Regions from separate parts of the Homo sapiens genome. Here region 2 is linked to region 1. Evidence: chromatin loops called from intact Hi-C (ENCODE). Cell type or tissue: gastrocnemius medialis. All regions are shown on one strand. Links, peaks and the distances in the headings refer to the core of each region. The heading gives the core; the rest is flanking DNA.

Evidence for each region. A loop is a pair of places that touch in the nucleus more often than their neighbours do. Peaks named below come from ENCODE experiments on the same cell type or tissue, not always from the same donor. Only the 100,000 strongest peaks of a DNase experiment are listed, where the experiment ranks them.
Region 2: it touches region 1 in a loop (8-fold over the local background); 4 of 110 quality-filtered maps call a loop at or near these places.

What each region holds. Positions count from the first base shown.
Region 1 is chr11:74,065,496-74,076,354 of GRCh38, forward strand. It overlaps C2CD3 (C2 domain containing 3 centriole elongation regulator), which reads right to left. Exons shown (of 33, transcript NM_001286577.2): 24 at 8,758-9,105. Among named protein-coding and RNA genes, the nearest start is that of UCP3, 62 kb to the left of the region's middle. RefSeq lists an enhancer at 7,076-7,145. In gastrocnemius medialis, for the core only: no CTCF peak of the experiment used is centred there; a DNase peak (open chromatin) is centred at 5,826; H3K4me3 peaks cover 2,255 bases; H3K27ac peaks cover 6,133 bases.
Region 2 is chr11:74,003,597-74,014,455 of GRCh38, forward strand. It overlaps UCP3 (uncoupling protein 3), which reads right to left and starts at 5,489. Exons shown (of 7, transcript NM_003356.4): 1 at 5,382-5,489; 2 at 3,321-3,541; 3 at 2,573-2,783; 4 at 2,134-2,337; 5 at 888-989; 6 at 231-411. The coding sequence starts at 3,446. C2CD3 (C2 domain containing 3 centriole elongation regulator) reads right to left here. Exons shown (of 33, transcript NM_001286577.2): 33 at 9,122-9,929. The coding sequence ends at 9,789. RefSeq lists enhancers at 419-1,618, 5,098-5,737, 8,310-8,459 and a silencer at 4,784-4,964. In gastrocnemius medialis, for the core only: no CTCF peak of the experiment used is centred there; DNase peaks (open chromatin) are centred at 4,605, 5,545, 6,908 and 8,085; H3K4me3 peaks cover 3,346 bases; H3K27ac peaks cover 8,000 bases.

The sequences.
Region 1 (10,859 bases), core at 1,709-9,708:
ACAGTGTGGCGATTCCTCAAGGATCTAGAACTAGAAATACCATTTGACCCAGCCATCCTATTACTGGGTATATACCCAAAGAATTATAAATCATGCTGCTATAAAGACACATGCACACGTATGTTTATTGTGGCACTATTCACAATAGCAAAGACTTGGAACCAACCCACATGTCCATCAATGATAGACTGGATTAAGAAAATGTGGCACATACACACCATGGAATACTATGCAGCCATAAAAAAGGATGAGTTCATGTCCTTTGTAAGGACATGGATGAAGCTGGAAACCATCATTCTCAGCAAACTATCCCAAGAACAAAAAAACCAAACACCGCATGTTTTCACTCATAGGTGGGAATTGAACAATGAGAACACTTGGACACAGGAAGGGGAACATCACACACCAGGGCCTGTCGTGGGGTGGGGGGAGGGGGGAGGGATAGCATTAGGAGATATACCCAAAGTAAATGATAAGTTAACGGGTGCAGCACACCAACATGGCACATGTATACATATGTAACAAACCTGCACGTTGTGCACATGTACCCTAGAACTTAAAGTATAATAAAAAATAAAATAGAAAATGTGGCACAGATACACCATGGAATACTATGAAGCCATAAGAAAGGATGAGTTCGTGTCCTTTGTAGGTACATGGATGAAGCTAGAAACCATCATTCTGAGCAAACTATCTCAAGGACAGAAAACCAAACACCACATGTTCTCACTCATAGGTGGGACTTGAACAATGAGAACACTTGGACACAGGAGGGGGGAGGGATAGTGTTAGGAGATATACCTAATGTAAATGACGAGTTAATGGGTGCAGCACACCAACATGGCACATGTATACATATGTAACAAATCTGCACACATATGTAACAAACCTGCACGTTGTGCACATGTACCCTAGAACTTAAAGTATAAAAAAAAAGTCAAAAAGAAAGAAAGAAAGAAAAAAAAACATTTAACAAGTAGTCTTTAAAAGACAGGTTCTAGTTCCATCTACTCTGACAAGCCTCTCTAGGTGCAATCACTGAACTTTATAACCCCAGTTAGAGCTTCCAACTTAAAATTTCTTTCAGGGAAAGAAAAGTAGCTACAGCTTTGCTTTGATATGTTTTCCTCAACGTAAAGAATTTCCATTAGACCAATTCTTTTTTTTTTTGAACAGAAAGAAAACTGTTTTATTACACAATTAAACTTGAATGTGACATGCATCATAGTCAATCTGCTTAAGAGACTGCAGAGACAGAAAGATGGTCACCAAAATTAGTCCACAAGTAGAAGAATTTACAGCACCATGTCATAGACCAAATTCTTTTCAAACTTTCCCACCAAAGTAACAATGATTCAGAGAAGAGTAAACATTAAACTCAGAGAAGAGTAAACATTAAACTCTGAAGTGTAGGGGTCCCTGTTGCCTTAAAACAACTACAATAAGCATAACATCTACTAGTAGGCTTGTCTTTCATTTTAGAAATTCATGAAGGTTTTATATTATATTCCATAATACAACCATATTTGTATCTGAAATGTATAAATGAAAAACAGCATTTCTGTTCCCAAATATTGGTTAAAAAATTGACATGCTATTATTTAATCTTGTGACTTCTAGCACCCAGGGCACAAAACCAGACCAGATGACATTACTTTTTCAGTCATTTGTACTGGAAATAATAAAGAAAGAAACTGGGTGATGGGAAGAGAAAAGAGAATGGAGATTTTGTGAGGAAGCTTGGGAAGGAGAACTGAAGAGAAATGCTAGCCTTGGAAGGAAGATCTAGTGGCGTCCACAAAGCAGGAGAGAACTGAGGCATGTACAAGTTGCCAACAAAGCAGGACCTGGAAAAAGGCTGAACCTGGAAAAAGGCAGAGGAGCCTTAGAACCGGGAAAGCATTAAAGATATAGAGAACTATATGAGGAGCAAAACAACAAAACAAAATAATCACTGGCTACAACTTGGCCAAACCAGTTTACAAGCATATTAAAGAAAAAAATTTTTTAAGGCTAGTCAAGGGAAGCAGTAGGAGTTACAGCATATTTTTGAAAGAACAGGGAAAGGTAATTCTAATTTAATGGTAGTAGGCAAAAAATCAGTTAATGGAAATCAATAAAATAGTATTCATATTACTAATGTAAATGTATAAAATATCACTAATAGTACCCAGTGAGCTATCTTCTTAAAAGTTTTATTTTAGTGAAACTGAACAGTATTTATGCGGATTGACTTGCTGAGCATCCACCCCCACCTACTTTTATTGCATTGTACTCCTTTATTGTACAGATTGGAAGCATTAAAAGCTACATTTCTCGGACTCTTTTGCAGCTAGGGTATGGATGCAAATTGGCCTCTACCAATCAGATGCCCTCACAAAAGATCTGGAAGGCAGGCGGGAAGCAGAGGACATCTTTCTTTTCCTTCTGCTTTTGCTAATAACAAGGATGATGATGTAGAGACATTGTGTTTTTTGATCTAGCATTTGGTCCCTGGGTGCAGAGAGGCCCTGTGGCAATGGCTATGACGAGAGCTTCTGATTCTTAGATTTCAGTTTTGGCACTGTATTCTGAACTTAAAAGATTTAGTGGTTCCCTCCTAGAAGTTTAGCCTAGAGCTCACTCCTCTAGCCCTTCTAATGACTTAAAGTACCTTAATATTCTATATTAAACTCCTCTCTGCTTAAAATGGCTGGAGTGGGTTCCATTTCCTCTGCCTGATATAGCTTTCATCTCTCATTCTTTCTCCCATTTTCCTTTTTCGGTCTTAAGCTTCAACTAATTTCTTCCAATAAAATGTCATAAATCCTCACAATTAGGAAGAGATAACCTGGCTCTACCACAGCAGCTCTCACATATTGTATAATAATCTGTGTTTCCCTCACTAGACTGAGAGCTCTTTGAATGCACAGAGTATTCCCAAGGCCCTTATTAAATGTTTGCTGACTTCCCACTGCCCTTTGTCTACAGATAGTTGCCCAGGGTTAGAGAGAGGAGTTGCCTTGTCTGCTTGCAGTACATACCCACAGAAGATAGCAACATCTTCTCAAGAAAGCTCTGAGGAAGATCAGCAGAGAGGACCAATCACTGTTCCCAGAGGCAGGACACCTAGGTTCCAATGTAGTCTGCCATTGCTTTAGTGTGACATATTGGATACACCACTTCATTCTGGCTAACTGGGCCTCGGTTTTCTCATCAGAAATAAGTGCTCTCAAACCACCTTCCACAGTAAAATTCTAATTCTAGATATATATCAACCTTGCTCACATCTCTCATGGCACTACCCCCATCCCTCTGGTTTATTTATTTATTTATTTATTTTTTGAGACGGAGTCTCACTCACTCTGTCGCCCAGGCTGGAGTGCAGAGGCACGATCTCGGCTCACTGCAACCTCCACCTCCTGGGTTCAAGTGATTCTCCTGCCTCAGCCTCCTGAGTAGCTGGAATTGCAGGCTTGCGCTCAGCTAATTTTTGTATTTTTAGTAGAGAAAGGGTTTCACCATGTTGGCCAGGCTGGTTTTGAACTCCTGACCTCAAGTGATCTGTCTGCCTCAGCCTCCCAAAGTGCTGGGATTACAGGCATAAGCCACTGCGTCCGGCCATCCTCCAGTTTATTTTTAAAGCTGCTATTTGCTAAAGGCCTTGAAACAAAACTATTTTGACTTTGGAAGAAGATAGTTCCTTATTTAGTCTTGAACAGACACATTCCTTTTAGCCAAACAGGTGGGTGAAAAAGAAATCAGCTTGGGAGAGCAGGTCTATCAGGTTTCTCTGGCTCTCCTCTTGTAGGTGGAAATTCATCTGGGCCTGTTTACATTCTGAAAAAGGTCAAGTTCTGAAATACTTTTGGAAGCAGCCCAAAAGAAGGCTGCTATACCCCCCACAGGGTTGGGACACACATTAAGAAGACCTGAGGTGAACCAGTTATGCCATTTAAGAATTTTATGCATCAAGAAAGGTGTAATTGTTTCAGTGAGATTAAAATAACAACTTCTCATATTTAGATAATGCGTTACAGCTTGCACACTGTTTTCTTACACACTAAAGTTGTGCTGATAACGTCTCTGAAAATCGCATAAGATAGGCATCTCTATCCCTATTATAAAAATAAGGCAACCAAGGAACAGAGAAGTGGCTTGCTCATCACATACCTGGTTAACTAGCATTGAGAAGAACCACGGTTTCCTGACTCGTACTTTAGATTTTTTTCCATTGCAATCATTCTAATTATCTCCATCTGGTTAAGAGAAGTGCTCTCCCTTTGGCCTGGAGTGAATGGATGGAAACTTCCCCCTTAAGCAATGTCCAATTTTTTATGTTAATAAAAACTTAGCCCAGCAGGTGTATTAAGCTAACATTAGCTGACACCTCCTCTGTGTCACACCTGTACAAGGTGAGTCAGATTTGATTCTTGATCTGCGGGAGACAAACACAGACAGATAATTACAACCCAATAAGATAAAGACTATGCTAAAAGCACATGGGAACCCAGAGGTGTCCTGAACTCTGCCTTGATGGGCTAAAGAATGCCTCTAAAAGTTGATAATATTGAAGCTGATTTTACTTTTTACTGAGTATAACTTATGCTACTTCAAATCATTTTACCTCTCTGTTCCTTATTTGTCTCATTTGTAAAACAGGGCTAGAAATACCTGTTTTGTCTAATATAAGTATACAAACCTTAAGAGTATTGAAGCTGATCTTAACCGAAGGTTCCTCAGAGCTTTTTCTAACATAAGTATCCAAGAAGTTCTTTTATTTTCAGAACCAGGACTACAGTGGTGACCACAGACCATTTCAGAGCTGCTTCAGAACTCAGCTTTGCTGAAGGCAAAGCTCCTAATTTGGGGCTGTTTGTGAATCCTCTGCATAAAGGTTTGCATGAAGGAACCACTCATTTCCTTCCTTAAGAAAGAGCTTCCAAGGCATAAAAAGGACAGACACTCTGAGAACACTATTAAGGCAAGAGGAAAGTCAGAAGTACAGAGTGTAGAATCATGGTCTCCTACCAGAAAGTTTCTGTCGCCTGTTCTCCATTCTTGCTGCCACCTTGCTTGTTTAGGCTTCAGAACTTGAACTAATGTGACGGCCCTCTCAGTGATTGCTGCTTTCGGTATTCTCCAGTATCTTTTTCATACTGCCACCAAGATTTCATGTCTGGTCAACAAATATGACCTTGCCTCTCCACAGATTAAGATTTTGTTGGTTTCATCTCACCTGCAGTGTCAGTCATGTAGCATACAAAATGCTGCCTATGTAGCCTAATTAGTCTTTCCAGCCCCATTTCTCACTACTTTTTACTCACATTTAATGACCTTTTTTTGGCCAATGTCCCATTCTCTCATACTACCAAGCTTTTGAGCATGCTGTTTCTTCTCATTAGAATGCCTTTTTCCTCTTTCATTCAGCAAACTTGCTCCTCCTCCTTCAAGAGTAGGCTAAAGTGACACCAATACTTGGAAGCCTGCCCTGACCACCCCATTAGCAAAAAAATGCCCTCTGTGTTCTCAAAGTTTTCCTATACTACCACATCCACCTCCCCACAGCTTTCCTCTTTCATATCGTTTATTCCTCTGTACTAAAAATGTTAACATGTCTCTCCATTAGGCTGTTCCTTGGGGACAGGGACTGTGTGTTGTTTGTTTATCCCAGCACTGTGATCTTCATGATGCAGCAAAGCAAACATAATGTCCTCCTGTTTTATGAATATGAGACATAACGCCTCTCACATTTCTGGCAAGAGTTGCAGACCTGTAAATCACTTGTTATTTAGCCTCTTTCTGTTTAGCCAGGTCAAGGCAAGCATAGGGTAGACATCTGACTTTCCAGACGTCACTGTTGTATCCTGATTTCCACCCTGCAGTGATAAGCCCATGCAGTCCTTCCTCCCACAGACATTTATGTGTCAGTCAGGCACTGTGCTGAGCATAGAGTGTAGACCTATAGTATAGAGATCTGCCCATTGTCTCTTTGAGTATAGACCTGCCCATCTGGTTCTGCAGAGCGCATTAACTATGTAACTTCAGGTCATTTTACCTTTTTGAACTTCGGTCTCCTCATTTGTGAAATGATTATGTATTGTAATCTCTTCAAACTATAATCCTGCTCGTGGCAAGGATTAAAGGGGATACAGGGAATAACCCTGATCTGAAATGCTTGGGGCAAGAGGTATTTCAGATTTTGTAATATCTGCATTATACTTATTCAGTATGCCAAATCTGAAAATCTGAAACCTGATATATTCCTATGAGCATTTCCTTTGAGCACCAAGTTGGTGCTTTTGGATTTGGGATACCTAACCCATAATTAATGTACAAAGACTAGAATAGAACTCAGCACACAGCAGATGATGCTCAATAAATTATTATAAAATTTTGCCAAGTGATATTATAAAACTGTAATTCACTGTCTCATTGAAAATTTGTAAGTATATTTTGCTTTTTTTTAACAATATGGGAATTCTCCTAAAATGTAACATATACCATATCTTTTGTATATTAAATTTTATTTTCAATGCAACTACAAAAAAAAACTTTCCAAAAATAAAAGAAGCTTTTTAATACTTTCCTTAAACTCATTCATCTATTGATTTTTTTGGTCTTTAAAAAAAATTTGTCAAAAATGGCTGCTTTGGTGGGGCAGAAAATTTTTTTTTCTTTAAAAACAAGTAAAAATTGTTCAATTTTGTGATTCACACTGCACTTGAAGAAGACTTTGTCCTGATATAGAATGTTTCAAGGTTTCTGATACACAATGGCTGAAATGGATGAGAACATCAAGGATCATTATGGAAGCTTATAATCCCAGGAGTAATGGCTGTTGGTAGTATAAACGGGGAGGAGTAGGAATGAGAGATAAATAATAGTTACTATGAGCACAGGTTTTGTTTCTGTTCTAAAGTAGTAAGGACACATGACACAGTTTGAGAGACACCAAAACAGAGATGACAGGAGCCAAACAGAGAGGTCAAATCTGAATCAAATGATGTATATTGAAACTTTCTGGATTCATAAGGCCATGGTTGACTGGCTCTCATAGACACCACACATCTGAACATTGTTAATCACAGCCATTTACAGATGAGAAATTCAAGACAGAGAGAAAGAATACCTTGCTCAAAGTCACACATATGTACACATACAATTTATTGGCTAGGGACACAGGGATAAATATATTCCTACTAGAATGTAATCTCCACAGGGCACAATTTTTGTCTGTCCTTTTTTTTTACTGTTTTATCCCTGGCACCAAGGACAGGGCTTAGCATGTAGCAAATACAGTAAGTTTTGTTGTAAAATAAATGAATGCATGATGAATGAACAAATGAGATGAGGTCTTTGCTTTTGAACAGTTCATATCTAGTTGAAAAGAAAACCATGGAAACAACTGCAGTACTGTGTGACATATGATATGATACAGGGGCAAAGTGCCAGGGGAGCAAATAGAAGGGGGCCTTTATATTGGGAAAGCCCTCCAGGAAATGGTGATGCCTGAGCTGGGTCTGAAGAGAGGAGCTGGAAGTAGCCAGGCAAAAGAGAAGGGTGACGGCAAAGGGGAAATTTTAGGAGATTACAATGCTGAATAAAGGTAGGGCAGGAATTCTTTGTGCCATGGACTCTGGCAATCTGGCAAGGTCTATGGGCCTCTTCTTTTAACAGTGTTTCTTTAAAATGCATAATGTAAAACACATAGGATTACAGAGAAATCCAATTATATTTACATAGAGTTATCAAAACTAAAAGAACTTTGTGATATAGTAATATATGTGCTTTAGTAACAAGGTCTAACTATAGGTAATAACTACTGTAGGTCTGGCACAGTGGCTCACGTCTGTACTCCCAGCACTTTGAGAGGCTGAGGTGGGTGGATCACTTGCGGTCAGGAGTTCGAGATCAGCCTGTCCAACATGGTGAAAACACATCTCTACTAAAAATACAAAAATTAGCCAGGAGTGGTGGCACAAGCCTGTAATCCCAGCTACTCAGGAGGCTGAGGCAGGAGAATTGCTTGAAGCTGGGAGGTGGAGGTTGCAGTGAGCCGAAATCGTGCCACTGCACTGCAGCCTGGGCGACAGAGCAAGACTTTGTTTCAAAAAAAAAAAAAAAAAAATCAAAACAAACAAAAAAACCCCCCTAACTATTGTAATTTCAAAGAAATCATAGTTATAAGTGATATTCTAAGATATCTGCAATAATGATGTGATATGGAAATACCTGTGATTTCTATTGTTGACAATATCACAGGTACTATTACTAGGATCTACTGCCTATATTCATAATGAGAGGAAATATGTTAAATTTTAGCTAGAGGTTGCTAAAAATAAAGATGTAATTATTTTCCTATCCAAGGCCACTAACCCGGAGTTTGAACTTTTCACGGATCCCTTGGATGTTTAAGGACCCAATGTTAAAAACACCTGGCCCTAGGTGCATTAGGAAGGCCTGAGTTGGCAGGAATGCAGAAGGAAGAAATCTGAGAAATTTAATAAAGAACAAGTTAGGGATCCGATGATTTGACAGTGGATAAGGAAAAGAGAAGTATCTATCTAGGTTGAGACTCAGGTGGCTGGACTGGGGAATTTACGATATGCAACAAGTTCAGAAAAGCTTTCATGTTGCTTAAACCTTTAGGCTTGAGAAATAAATATTTATCAGTTGAGATAATTAACAGATCCTGCCATGATTTGAAAGATTTGTGAAGAAAGGAGCACACCCTGAAGAGTTAGACATGCTCCTGGGTAGGTGAGGAGAGCATACCTTTCAAGCTCAAGTGCATTGCTCTTTCTACTAGGATGCTGACTGCAAACGTTCCATCCAAATCAGCAGGGCCCTCCTGCGTCAGGCGGACTTCAGCTGTGGTGCTGCTGCAGGGGACCTGGGTGGAGGCAGGAGACTTCTGGTGGCAGGAGATGACTTCTGGTGGAGAGAGCTGGACCTCATCATTCCTTCTGGGGAGCTGCTCAGACTCACTGTGGCTGCTGCAGTCCATGGAGTCCAGCTCATGAGTGGGCTCAAGGTGTGAGGAAAGAGAGGAAAGAACCACATGAACTCGCAAGGCAGCTCCTGAGAGGTTGGAAGCATTTCGTCCAAACAGAGGATACACACCTAAAAGAAGATGGAGAAGAATAAGGCTAGTCAAGCAGGAACCAAGACCAAGCTTGGAGGAAATACTCACTGAGGGTGCTGTGGTCCTTTCTCCTTTGAAAGGTCTACAAACCCCAATACAGCAATTTGCAAAAGAAACTATGAAGCTGGTAGAAAACATGAAAACTTTTACCCTGCCCTAACTATCTTCAATAATGAAAAGTAGGCTGAGTGTGGTGGCTCACACCTGTAATCCCAGCACGTTGGGAGACTGAAGTGGGCAAATTGCTTGAGTCCAGGAGTTCAAGAGTTTGGGCAACATGGTAAAACCCTATCTCTACAAAAAACACAAAAATTAGCTGAGCATGGTGGTGTGTGTCTGCAGTCCCAGCTACTCAGGAGGCTAAGGTGGGAGGATCACCTGAGCCCAGGAGGTTGAGGATGCAGTGAGCCATGACTGCGCCACTGCACTCCAGCCTGGGTGACAGAGCAAGACTCTGTCTCAAAAAACAAAACAAAATAAAACAAACAAACAAAAGTAATGAAAATAGTAAGATCTCTGATTTAAAGCCAAAGCCAAATGACTACCAGGCAGAGCTGTTGTGGAAGGGATTCATGCGCTGAGAGGCAACAAGACTTAGAGAAGTCTAAGATTTGATGAAATCAAGAGTGGTCTATTTTCTCTTCCTCGTGTCTCATGGGCTCCTGTTTTTCGACCTTCTCCCTATCAGGAGGCTGTCTTGACACTCAATTTAGCTATGTTTCACTAGGGTTCGGGCGATATTTTGGGGGGGGGTGGGGGGAAGTAGGAGGTTAGCAGGAGACCAGAAATAAATACAACGGAGTTAATATTTGTTGAGTGTTTTTCATAAGCCAGAATCTCAGAGGAGTTAAATAAACTGCCAACATCACTCTGGCAGTAAGTGGCAGATTTAAGCCCAGAGACTTGAATTTTACTAACTTGCTGAATATTAAAATGAGATTTATAAAACAGAAGGAACTAATAGTTCCTTCTGAATCTCAAAGTTTGCTTCATTAGATTCACTTCAATTCAGGAAAATGGAGTTAACTGATTCATAGATGGCAATAATATGAAACCTTTCCTGTTTTAGATAACCAGTTTTCTTCTCAAAGCAATGTGTAAATTATTATGATTATCAAAGGAAAATAAGGGCAGGTCATTACAGGTGGGAAGACACCCAAAAGCAACACAGTTAAATCCTTATCCTCAGGAAAATGAATAAAACATGGAAGTAAGGTTGGATGGATGGCTTGACGCATTCAACAAACACATCAAATGACATGCCTTGTATAAGACCCTTGCACAAGAGGATAAAAAGCTCAGACAAGAGGGATATGGAGAAGTATGAGAGAAACGGATGATCTGAAAAGCTAAATACTACCTTTGGTAGCACTCAATAAAAAGAAGTATTTGTGCTTGAGTTCCTATACTTAGATCTATATTCAGTGTCCTAAACCTACTTTCTTCAGCAGAATGAAGCTAAAAGCCTGTCTTTATAAACTTTAGTTTAAGTGAACTTGGTTCACTTCAAGGACATTTTCTGTAGTCCCTTTGAAGGGACTCTAGGCCTGCCCAGATAAAACAGAGCACATGGCATTTGATGTGCTCAAGAGAGCCAGATTTACACCTGTTAGGTCCAGAAAGAACCAGAGAATTTGGGATGATCACCTAGATACACTCAGTTCTCCTCTAGCCTGGCCCACCCACTCAACAACAGGGTCAGAGCACAGGGCTGATAGGGCTAACAAAGGGT
Region 2 (10,859 bases), core at 1,589-9,588, 62 kb before region 1:
TTTTACCTATTCCTGGAGTGTTTGTTCTCAGTCAGGCTTCCCTAACCCTCCCCATCAGGTATGGTTCACTTTTTTTCTTTTACTTGCATGGTTTTTTAAACTTCTTCTTTGTGGCATTTACATCTGTACTCTTCACCGCTACATCCCAGGTTGACCCACGGTAGCCACATTCGAAAAGAAAGAAGCCCCTGTTCTCTGGGAGGGAGTGCTGGAGGCAGGAGGAGGCTCACCCCTTGTAGAAGGCTGTGGGGCCCTCCTGGGCCACCATCTTTATCATACAGTCGAGGGGGCTGAAGTACTGGCCTGGAGGTGAGTTCATATACCGGGTCTTCACCACGTCCACCGGGGAGGCCACCACTGTGGCACAGAAGCCGGCTCCAAAGGCAGAGACAAAGTGGCAGGGGAAGTTGTCTGCAGAGGAAGGACAAGCAAATATCAAGGAGTGCATTTGTGTTCTGTCCATATGTATGCACTGTTTGTCCCCAACTCAACCGTGAACTCCCTGAGCATAGGACAGTATTTTCCATATCTCTCACAGTGCCCTGGGCTAAGCTCTTGGTAAGTACTGGCAAACTAGGCCTGGGCTGACCCAGAGGTGGGAGGTCATGCAGGCTGTTTGAGGAAACTGAAGTCGGAGAAGGTGAGAGACCCCTGCTTAAAGCTATATAGTGAGAGGTGGTGCTGGGACTGGAACCCAAGTCTCCAGCCTCCCAGCCCAGGGGTCTTTCCTGCTTGTCACCACAATGTACCTGGCACTTTTTACTAGGCACTGCTTCTCTCTCTGCTCCTTCTAAAACCCAGTTGCCTCTGGGTGGTGCCCACTCCACGGAGTTCTGGGTTCCCTCCCTGCTGAGGGAGAGCTGCCTGCCTGGAGCCCAGGGCCTCACCAGTGAGCAGGTGGTAGTCCAGCAGCTTCTCCTTGAGGATGTCGTAGGTCACCACCTCAGCACAGTTGACGATAGCATTCCTCATGATGTTGGGCAAAGTTCCTGTTAGGAAGGCGGTGGGGAGGGATGTGAAATGGGTGGGGAGGGAGGAATGGGAAATGGGAGAAATGGATGCCCTGGCTGCAAGGCCACAGGCCCCAGTTTTGGGGCCATAGTGCCCCATTCCAATGGTCTCAGCCAGAGGATCCCACCCCAGCTGAGCAGATTCCACATTTTCCTTTCTAGGGTTAACAACTCTCAGATTATCCATGTTTTCCTCAGAGACAGAGAACAGAGAGGCCCACTTGTGTTCATTTGGCCACATTTGGAGGGTGATCTGCAATAGCTGTCAAAATTAAAATATGCTTCCTGGAGACCCAGCTGCAGCCAGAAAAGAAAGTCATTCAGCGAGAGGCTGAGCTCTTGGAACAGTGACAGAATGTGGTGCCAGCAGGGCCCTAGGAAACTGTCAGGATCAAACCCCTGGTTTCACAGGTAAGGGGACAAGCTCTGAAGGGTGCCCAACAAGTGAGTGAAGAGCCCCAACTTAAGAGGTGTCCTGCCCTTAAACTTCACTGGGTCAGTTTCTTCTGCAAACGTTCCTGCAACCTCTGGTTCACATGCGGAGAGAGTCCTGCATTCATCGCAGTGGCTGCCATGTGGACACATAGGGAGCCCTCCAGCTTTGCTCCCAAGGAAGCGCTTCCTCGTTGCATCTCCCTGCGCCCACTCCTCACAGCTGTGCTTTTCTGATGCTCCTCTTTTTCCTCCGGACCCTGCTTGAGGGCCCCTCCCCTTCCGTCTCCACACACCTAGAGCCTGTTCAGTCTTCCAGGCCCAGCTTAGGTGTCACCTTCTCTGCAGAGCCCGCCTCTGGAGCTCCACCTCTGGGGCAACCCCTACCACATCCTGCCTGTGGTGTAGCTGCATCTTATCTCCTCTGCTGTCCTCATGCCCTGGGCGTGTGAAGGTGTCTTAAGTTCATTTCTGGCTCCCTCACATCAACCTGCACATGGCAAAGGGCTGGTAAAATGAACTGAGTTTGAGGGGCTGTGGCAGGTCAGTGAAGTATCTTTGGTTGTGATGTTCTTTCAGAATCACTGGAACACGCCATGCTGGGAGTCCCCTCCTTACTGGGGTCCCTGCCCCAGCCTGAGGGGAGGGAAAGCTCTGCCTAAGACCGCCTGCGTCCAGAGTCCAGACCTACCTTTCCACAGGCCCCTGACTCCTTCCTCCCTGGCGATGGTTCTGTAGGCGTCCATAGTCCCGCTGTATTTTCTGTCGCTCCTGGATGGCCCGAGGTGTATGCTGGCCTGAAATCGGACCTTCACCACATCTGTGGGCTGGGCACAGGTCACCGCCATGGCTCCTGTGGTGCAGCCGGCCAAAATCCGGGTAGTGAGGCTGGAGTCTGGGAGGGGCAGAGAGAGTGGGCCAGTGTCCCCTACTAAGCAGCATTCTGGGACATGCTGTTCTCTGCGGGGCTGCCCCTGCAGCTTCCTTGATGTCCACTCAGAGCCTCCTCATAAGCGTCCGGTACCAGCTTCCCCCCGCCCCTGGCTCTGCCTCTGAGTCTAGACTTCCCTGGTCTCTTGACCCACACACTTTCAGCCACCCCTTTGGTGTTCAGGGACCTGGTCACTCACTGTCCGCGCCTTTGGGGGTGTACACCTGCTTGACGGAGTCATAGAGGCCGATGCGGATGGAGGCGAAGCTCATCTGGCGCTGCAGGCCGGCCACCAGCCCATTGTAGGGGCTGCAGGGACCCTCAGTCCGCACCATGGTCAGGATGGTGCCCAGCACGCCACGGTACTGCACGAGCCGGGCCGTCTGGACCGCCTGGTTCTCCCCCTGGATCTGAGGGACAATAGCAGGGGGTGAGGACTCAGATGGGAAGGCAAGAAGGGGCTGCGTGCACAGGAACCCTGCTGGGGCTGGGCCTGCCTGGGCTGGGCCTGAGAACAACCATGCTGGTCACAGTAGAAATCACTGGTGTCTGCGCAGCATTTTACCATTCACAAAGCAGTATTATACACATGGCTTGGTGTTTGATCCTCAGAGTAAATCAGAGGGACAGATTGTTTTTCCCATTTTATAAGTGCTTCGTGGCTTGCCCAAGGTCACACAGTTAATTCCTTACTTTTACCTCACACTGCATGCTTTACAAAGTAGGGCCTAGCCCATAAAGGGCCCTGTCACATCATGCAAAGAATTTAGATTTTTTTGTCCTGGTGGATGGTGATGGGAGGAGGCAAGGAAGGGTCCTAAGCAGTGGAGTGAGAGTCTTTGTCAGGGTTCTGAGGAAGGGCATGTGGGCACACGTCATGGGGGATATGGGAGAGAACTAGCCCCTCCTTCCATGTGATCAATGACCCTTGGCCAAAGGGCACCTACCTGCAGGCGGACCTTGGCTGTGTCCAGTGGAAAGGTAACGAGGTCAGCAAAACAGGCTGCTGTGCCTGCCCCCAGGAACTTCACAGCCATGGTGGGAGGCACGTCTGAAGGCTTCAGTCCAACCATAGTCCTGGAAGGCTCTGCCCAGTCCCTTTAGGGCCGAGAGGAGGTCCAAGGAGAGAGGCTGCTCCACAGCCCTGGGCTTCAGTGCAGCGGTGGGGCTGCAGGAGACAGGCCAGAGAAGGCTGATGGAGTGATGTCTGGCCTGGCTCCCAGGAACTCTTCCTTACCCAGGAGGGGCTTTAGAAAGGGAGAAGCCTGGGTGGTGCCATACTTAAGCTGCATGAATTTGGCCTATAAAAACAGGTCACGTTCCTATCCCTTGAATTTTGCAATCCTCCTCCTGACCCTCTCCCTCCCCTCCTTACCAGGGGTAGGCAGAGCTGATAGTGGTACCTGCACTGTATACATGAGGAAACCGAGGCTCAGGCATCTGTTCTCCCCAATATCAAACTGCCTCCTTTTTTTTTTTGAGACAGGGTCTCACTCTGTTACCTGGGCTGGAGTGCAGTGGTGCAATCCAGGCTCACTGCAGCCTTGACCTCTTGGACTCAAGTGACCCTCCCACCTTCAGCCTCCCGAGTAGCTGGGACTACAGGTGTGCATCACCATACCCAGCTAATTTTTTATTTTTTGTAGAGATGGGGGTCTCTCTATGTTGCCTATTCTGGTCTTGAACTCTTGGCCTCAGCGTGATCACTTGACAAGAGGGGCAGTTCTTAGCCACTCATGGAAAATGGAATGGATGGACACAGACTCAGGTCAAAAGCCCACCTTGGGGCTCTAGAACTTTCAGTAGTCAAGCTGCGGGAGGAGGGAAAGCCACAGTGGTGGGCACAGGTAGGAGGTGCCTTGAGGCCAGCACTCCCCAATCTTCTTCCCAATTCACTCCAGACTCTCCTAGACCCCTAGCAGCCGGCAGCCTTTTGCCACTGGCCAGTGGAGGAAGAAGTCAAAAGTGGAACCCTCATTACTGTAGCTCTGCTGGGGCTCCTGAGGGATGGGATGTTCTAGTCAGCATGGTCCATTAATGTTTGCTGGTTGCTTCTTGCACCAGATACCGTGCTGAGGGCTTTACAGACACTGACTGATTTGATCCCTTCATAAGGCTACAAGTAGTTGCTATTATTATTCTCATTTCGTAAACCAGGGACCTGAGGCTTCCAGGGCTTTTGCTAGTCATACAGCTGAAGTGCTGGAGCTGAGATTGGTGCCCACGTTTGTCTGACATCTGAAGCTGCGCCTGTTTCACTGCCCAGAGAGTCTCAGACTTCAGGGAGAGCCAAGGATCCCTTGAGCTGCTTGTTTACAGAGCAGATTCTCAGCTCTCAGCCCCAGAGATCCTGATTTAGGTCTGGGGTGGGGCCTAGGAATCTGCATTAGGAAAACTCCCTGTGGTAGCTCTGAAGCAGGGGAAGAGGACCCCATTTTGAGACATCCTACCCAACACCAGTTGCCTCCCCAACTCCAACCCACCCTCCCGGCAAAGCCTTCACAGCAGCCCACTGAAGAAGCCGTCTGGGCAGAGACCATGGGCTCTGTAAAGCTCCCAGCAAATGACCTGGACCACGCCTCAGGTCAGAAGTGCCCCTGTCATCCCTACTCAGGAAGAGGGCCCCAGGGTCCTCATGGAAAGAGAGGGATTTATGCTCTGGAGGAATCGCAGAGATTCTGGGGCAGGCAAAGAAGAAAGCCACTTCCTGTCTATGGGGATTTGCAAAATCCCACCAGAGGCAGCCAGCAAGGCAAAGGGGGTGTGAGTCTTGAGTGAGTGACACGGGTGTTGGGTTCAAGCCCCAGCCCTGCCACAGTACCCTCATCAAGGCCACAGCTCCCTTTTCATAAGGTGGCGGCTGGACTGAATCTCTATCAGGTCTGACAAGCTGCAGCTAGTGAGCCCTGACTGCTCGGGGCTGCTCTCTGAAAGCCTCCAATGAAAGGGAGAACAAGGAGAAGGGAGAGGGAGAGGGGAAGGGATGAGGGAGGAGAAAGGGGTCTTACCTGTGAGTCCTGCCACGGCAGGGGCAGCACAGGGGCTCCCTAGGGCTCCATCCCAGGAGGTGGCAGCAGGGATTGGATGGCCCCTCCTTGTCATTCACTGTTGTCTCTGCTGCTTCTGGCTTGGCACTGGTCTTATACACACGGGCTGACCTGAAACCTTATCCTAGAGAAGTTGGTTGACAGCCTGATCACTTGACAAGAGGCTGGCTGGTGAGGGCAGTGAGGTGAGAGGGGAGGTGAGTGAGTTCCAGATCTGGTTCAGTCCTCTTGACTTGGGGTGCTTTAATATAGCTCCTTTAAGCTGTGGACGCTTCCTTGGTGACAAGGGTGTATGGGGGGGTGGACCTGCTGCCACTTTTGAGTCCAAAGGTCAAGGCCTCCCACGATAGGCTGGGCACAGCTCTCCCAGGTCTCTTAATAATAATGTCATTTCTTTGTGCCTACTATGTGCTAAATATTTTACATACATTACTACTATTTTCCACAATCCTATGAGATAGGTACTATTAGGATTCTATTTTTTTTACTTTTTTTTTTTGTAATTTAAAATTTTTTAGTAGAGACGAGGTCTTGCTGTGTTCCCCAGGCTGGTCTTGAACTCCTGGGCTTAAGTGATCCTCCTGCCTCAGTCTGGCAAAGTGCTGGGATTATAGGTGTGAGCCACTGCACCCGACCTAATTTTTTTTTTTTAAATTACAGATTTATTGATATAGAATTCACATACCGTACAATTCATCTGTTTCAAGTGCACAATTCAAATGGTTTTTAGTATATTCTGAGTGGCACAACCATCAACACAATCTATTTTAGAACATTTTCATCACCCTCTCACCCTGGAAAAACTCCATACACATTGGTAGTCACCTCCCTTCCCCCGCTCCCCAGCCTCAGGCAACCACTAATCAATCTACTTTCTGTCTCTATAAATTTGCCTGTTCTGAACACTTCCTAGAAATGGAATCATCCAATATGTGCTTGTTTGTGACTGGCTTCTTTCACTTAGTATAGTAATGCTTTCAAAATTCATCCATGTTGGAGCCTGTATCAGTATTTCGTTTCTTTTTAGTGCTGGGGATCCTAAAATCTTACCACTTATTTTACTGAGGAGGAAATGGAATCTCAGGGAAGTCATGTAGCCAGCACGTGGCGGGGCCTGACTCCAGCCTGTAAACTGTAAGGCATTTTGGGCTTATCTACTGTGACCACCATTCTCTCCAACATGACACTTGGAGGCTTTAGCATGGACACTGCTGGAGCCAAGGGAGCTGGGACCTGGTGGAAGGGTGCCCCACAGAAGCTACTGGAGGCTCCATCTGTGGGCACTCAGAGTAAGGGCTGGGCACAGCTGAATCGGGCCCCAGGTGATGGGGGAAGGGGAGAAGAAGAAGAGAAGGGAGGGGAGGAGTGAGAAGCAGAAGGGAGGGAAGGAAAGGGAGTTAACTGGGTAGGGCAGAGGAGGAGTAGGCAGAAGTCTTTTCTGGACTGGGGCACAGAGCCAGCGTCACAGGGCAGGTGGTCAGAAGCATGGATGTTCAAGTGCAAAGCTTGGGCTGTACCTGTCCTCTTCCTTGGACCAGGCCCTGACCTTAATGTCAGCAGAATAAGCAGCTGCATTAGTGTTAAGAGGGAAGTGGCTGTCAGGGCTGCTGAGATTAGGAAGGCTCAGGAAGTAGGTTCTGAGCTCCATCTGTAATTGCTAGTCTAGAGGTGATGCAGTAAATTGCAGGGAGTCTGTGGGGGAAGAATAGAGTAGAAGCCCAAACCAGGAGGCAGCAGGCTCTGGAGAAACCTAGTGGGAGGGAGGGCCAGGCTCTCTTTAGCTTGGGAGCTTGAGGGCAGGGCCAGGTCTGCCTGCTTTGGCTCCATGTCCTGAGGCCAGCCCATGCTAGAAGTCCGAAGGCTGCCTGCTCTGGGTTGGGATGCAACCAGCCTAGGGATCAGAAACACCTATTCACAGGTCTCTGTGGAGGGAGGGCTCAAAGGGAAGAGAGGCAGCCACTGGCTCGTTCTGGTGGTGGGAACACCTATCTCATGCCTTAATCCATGCCACACGCCTGGTCAAGTCATTTATCTCGGAGTTGGCACTGGGAGATAGATTCAACTTCCGGGGATAAGATATTGATAAATAACACACTGTTTTGAAGTGGAGGTGGGAGGTCTCCACCCTCAGGGTCCTTTTGTGTTATCAGAGGCTGCTCTCAGCCTGGGGTAGGAGTGTGTCCTCCTGACCCCGATCAGGTTGTCTGCGGGAGCTGGAGTGGGATTTGGAGGAATATTCTTTACCTGGGGCTTTCCCCCTCAGGCCTGGGCCCTGACTGCCCCTCTTTAGGTCCCCTGGGCCCCAAGGGAAGTGGGGCCCTGGGCCTTGAATGCTCTGTGCTGGTGACTTGAGAGGGAGGCTGGCCTCTGTGGTGCTGGGGAGGGGTGGGCTGGCAGGCGTCGGAGCAGAGATAAATAGAAGCGGGAGGGCTTGTCACCAAGAAGGCAGCACCCACTCCTTCCTTGAGGTTCCCGCATCATTTTGCACCCTCTGAGGCCCAGGAGTGCTCTGCCTGCCCCAGTGGCTGCATGCTTGCCTCTCTACTGGTTTGCTCCCGAAAGTCAGGAGAGTGGGTGGGGCTGACATTTCCTAAGCTTCCACCATGTGCCAAAAGTAGGCGAAGCACTTTCACAAATGTCATCTCATTTGATCTTCCTCACAACCCCATGAAGCTGGGGTGATTATCTCTGTTTTACAGACGAGGCCACAGAGGCTCAGACGCAGTGAGACTGGTCTCTATCTCCAGCTGCACACTGCTCACAGGCTTTCCTGGCTCTCTCTCTATAGCTGTCCACAGCCTGGGCCAATTCTCTGTGCTCACCCCAAGACCTGTCTCTTCTAGGAAGCCTTCCCTGACTGCCCCAGCCCACATGGTCTTTCTCCATGAAGTCCCTAAATTCAGAGCACTTATTGGCTGTACCTTGTTTTGATTACTGAAAGCAGTAGCCTTGCAATACCTCTGGGATTTCTTGTGTGGTTAATCACTTCCTAACTACACAAACAGAGGCAAAACACTGAACTTACAGAAACTCTAGATATCATAATATCTAGAGTTAGAGAGCTGTTTTGAGGACTGAGTGAAGTGACATGTACTTGGGGGTGAAAGCCTGTTGCCCAGCCACACTGCTCACTCTGCACATTTGGCTCCCGCGACCCCATTTTTTTTTTTTTTTTTTGTGATACGGAGTCTTGCTCTGTTGTCCAGGCTGGAGTGCAGTGGCGTGGTCTCGGTTCACTGCAACCTCCACCTCTTGGGTTCAAGTGATTCTCCTGCCTCAGCCTCCTGAGTAGCTAGGACTACAGGCGTGCACCACGCCCAGCTAATTTTTGTATTTTTTTTTTTTTTAGTAGAGACGGGGTTTTGCCAGGTTGGCCAGGGTAGTCTCAAACTCCTGACCTCAGGTGATCTGCCTGCCTCGGCTTCCCAAAGTGTTTGGATTACAGGTGTGAGCCACTGCACCCATCCATGGCCCTTTTCTTGTCCTCCCCACGGGGCTTTGTCTGATGGATTTCAAGCATCAGCAAAGGAAATACTGGGTGTCACTGTCATCTGGACCAACCTGATTCTGGAGGAGCCAGAAGTCTCATGGTGATTGATCTTCGTCTGCGTGGGGTGTATGGTTGTTAATCTTTCTCTCTGGCAGTTAGGGCACACACGAATTCCTAGCATCCCCACTCCAGCGAAACACTTGTGCACAGATTACAAACACCAATATGATTTTATTCAAACACAGGCAAGAACAATGACCTTCAGAGCTGGGTAAAAATAATAAGTTAAAAGCATGGTTAGAATTTTAGACAATCAGATAAAAAGTTTGAAGGAAGTGATTTCCCCTTCCTCTCCTAATTGATTAATTCAACACAGCATAAAAATAATTTGTATCTATAAAATATCCTTGTTCCCACACAAATGAACTGGAGGTGGCCCTAGGATTTCCTTGACTATGCACAATGCACACAATCTACATGTCCCTCCTCCCCAACTTTTAAGGCAAAAATGGTCCTGCATCTTCAGGCAGAGGGTGGGCTCATGCCAGCAGTCAGCTGTGTCAAGGACACTGGGGGGCGTTTCTCCACCGAAAGATGCCTGCTTGGGTCCCACTTGGGCGCGGATTCCATTTTATTTCTAGCCTTTGCCTCACCACAGAAAAAAGGAGCTGAAATTCTGGCAAGTGGACACTGGACTGGTTTGGGGCACTCCTCCAGTCTGGGCTGACCGGGTCTCTTGAGGCATCCGTGGCCTAGGCAAGTGGTGGTTTCAGGACTGTGACAGCCCTGAAGGAGCCAGACCTGGTGCCTCCTGCAAGCTGGACAAAGCTGACGGAGGGTGGGCAGGTGTCTCCTTCCCCCCAGCCCCTCAGGCTGCGTCAGTCTTTCTGGGAGTACTGAGAAGAAAATATCCGTGCAATCCTGAGAGTTTCTTCCTCAGGCAGGTTGAGGGGGAGCGAGTTAGGTCTGGGGCGACAAGGCCTTTGGGAGAGAGCTCCCCTGGTGGCTTCGCTCTTGTCCTGGAGAGGAAGAAGTCAGCTAGGTTACCACTGAGGATATGGCACCACCAATGGATGACGCTGGTTTCTCTCATCTTTTGGTCCTTTGGTTAATATTTATGTAGAGCTGCCTGGTTTACAAAGCGCTTTACGTACCTTATCTTGCTTGACCCTTACCTCAACCCCATATGGGGGGTATATCATTCTCCCCATGTCGTGGATAAGGAAACTACATTCAGGTGGAATAAACTCAAGGTCCCACAGCTCTGAGTAGCAGAGCTGGGACGTGAACCCCAGCCCTGACTCTTTCTGTGCCTCTGGAGAAGGAGGCAGCGTCACCTCCAGGATAGGTTTGAATCCTCATCCCTTCTCCTGTTGCATGGCTTTAGACAAGTCATTTGTCCTCTGGGTTTAGTCCCATGTGTGATGCTGGGAACATATCCAACTCTCAGGGAGATGGCGGTGAATAATACACTCTCTGTTTGGCCCTTTGGAGCTCCTGGAGTTGCCAGGTGACATAAAGCACCTACCTACTGCTTGGCTACCAAACTTTGATCTCTCTGACTCTGGCTGACAGGGCATCACTAATTCCGCCTTTAAGGTACTTAAACCTGTGGGCTATGGTATCATGGTCCTCTGGACTCCTCTAACTCATTTTTCTTTCTTTTTTCTTACTCCATGTCAGGCTCCTGTGCTGAAGGAGCTCAAAGCTATACAGGAAAGCCATCCCAGACAGCTGGCTGAGAGCAAGGCCCTGGGGAAGAAGTGGGGGCCTGATAGGGGAGGGGGCAGTTCTGAAAGGAGATGGGAGCAGCCTCCACAGGCAAACCTGGCTGACTTCATGGCATGCAGCTTGCTCTTCCCTGTCATCAAGTCCCATGAGCTGAGGCTGTCATAAGCTGAAGGACTATTGAGAGCACACTGTACCACTTCCTGGGCACTGAGAAGAAG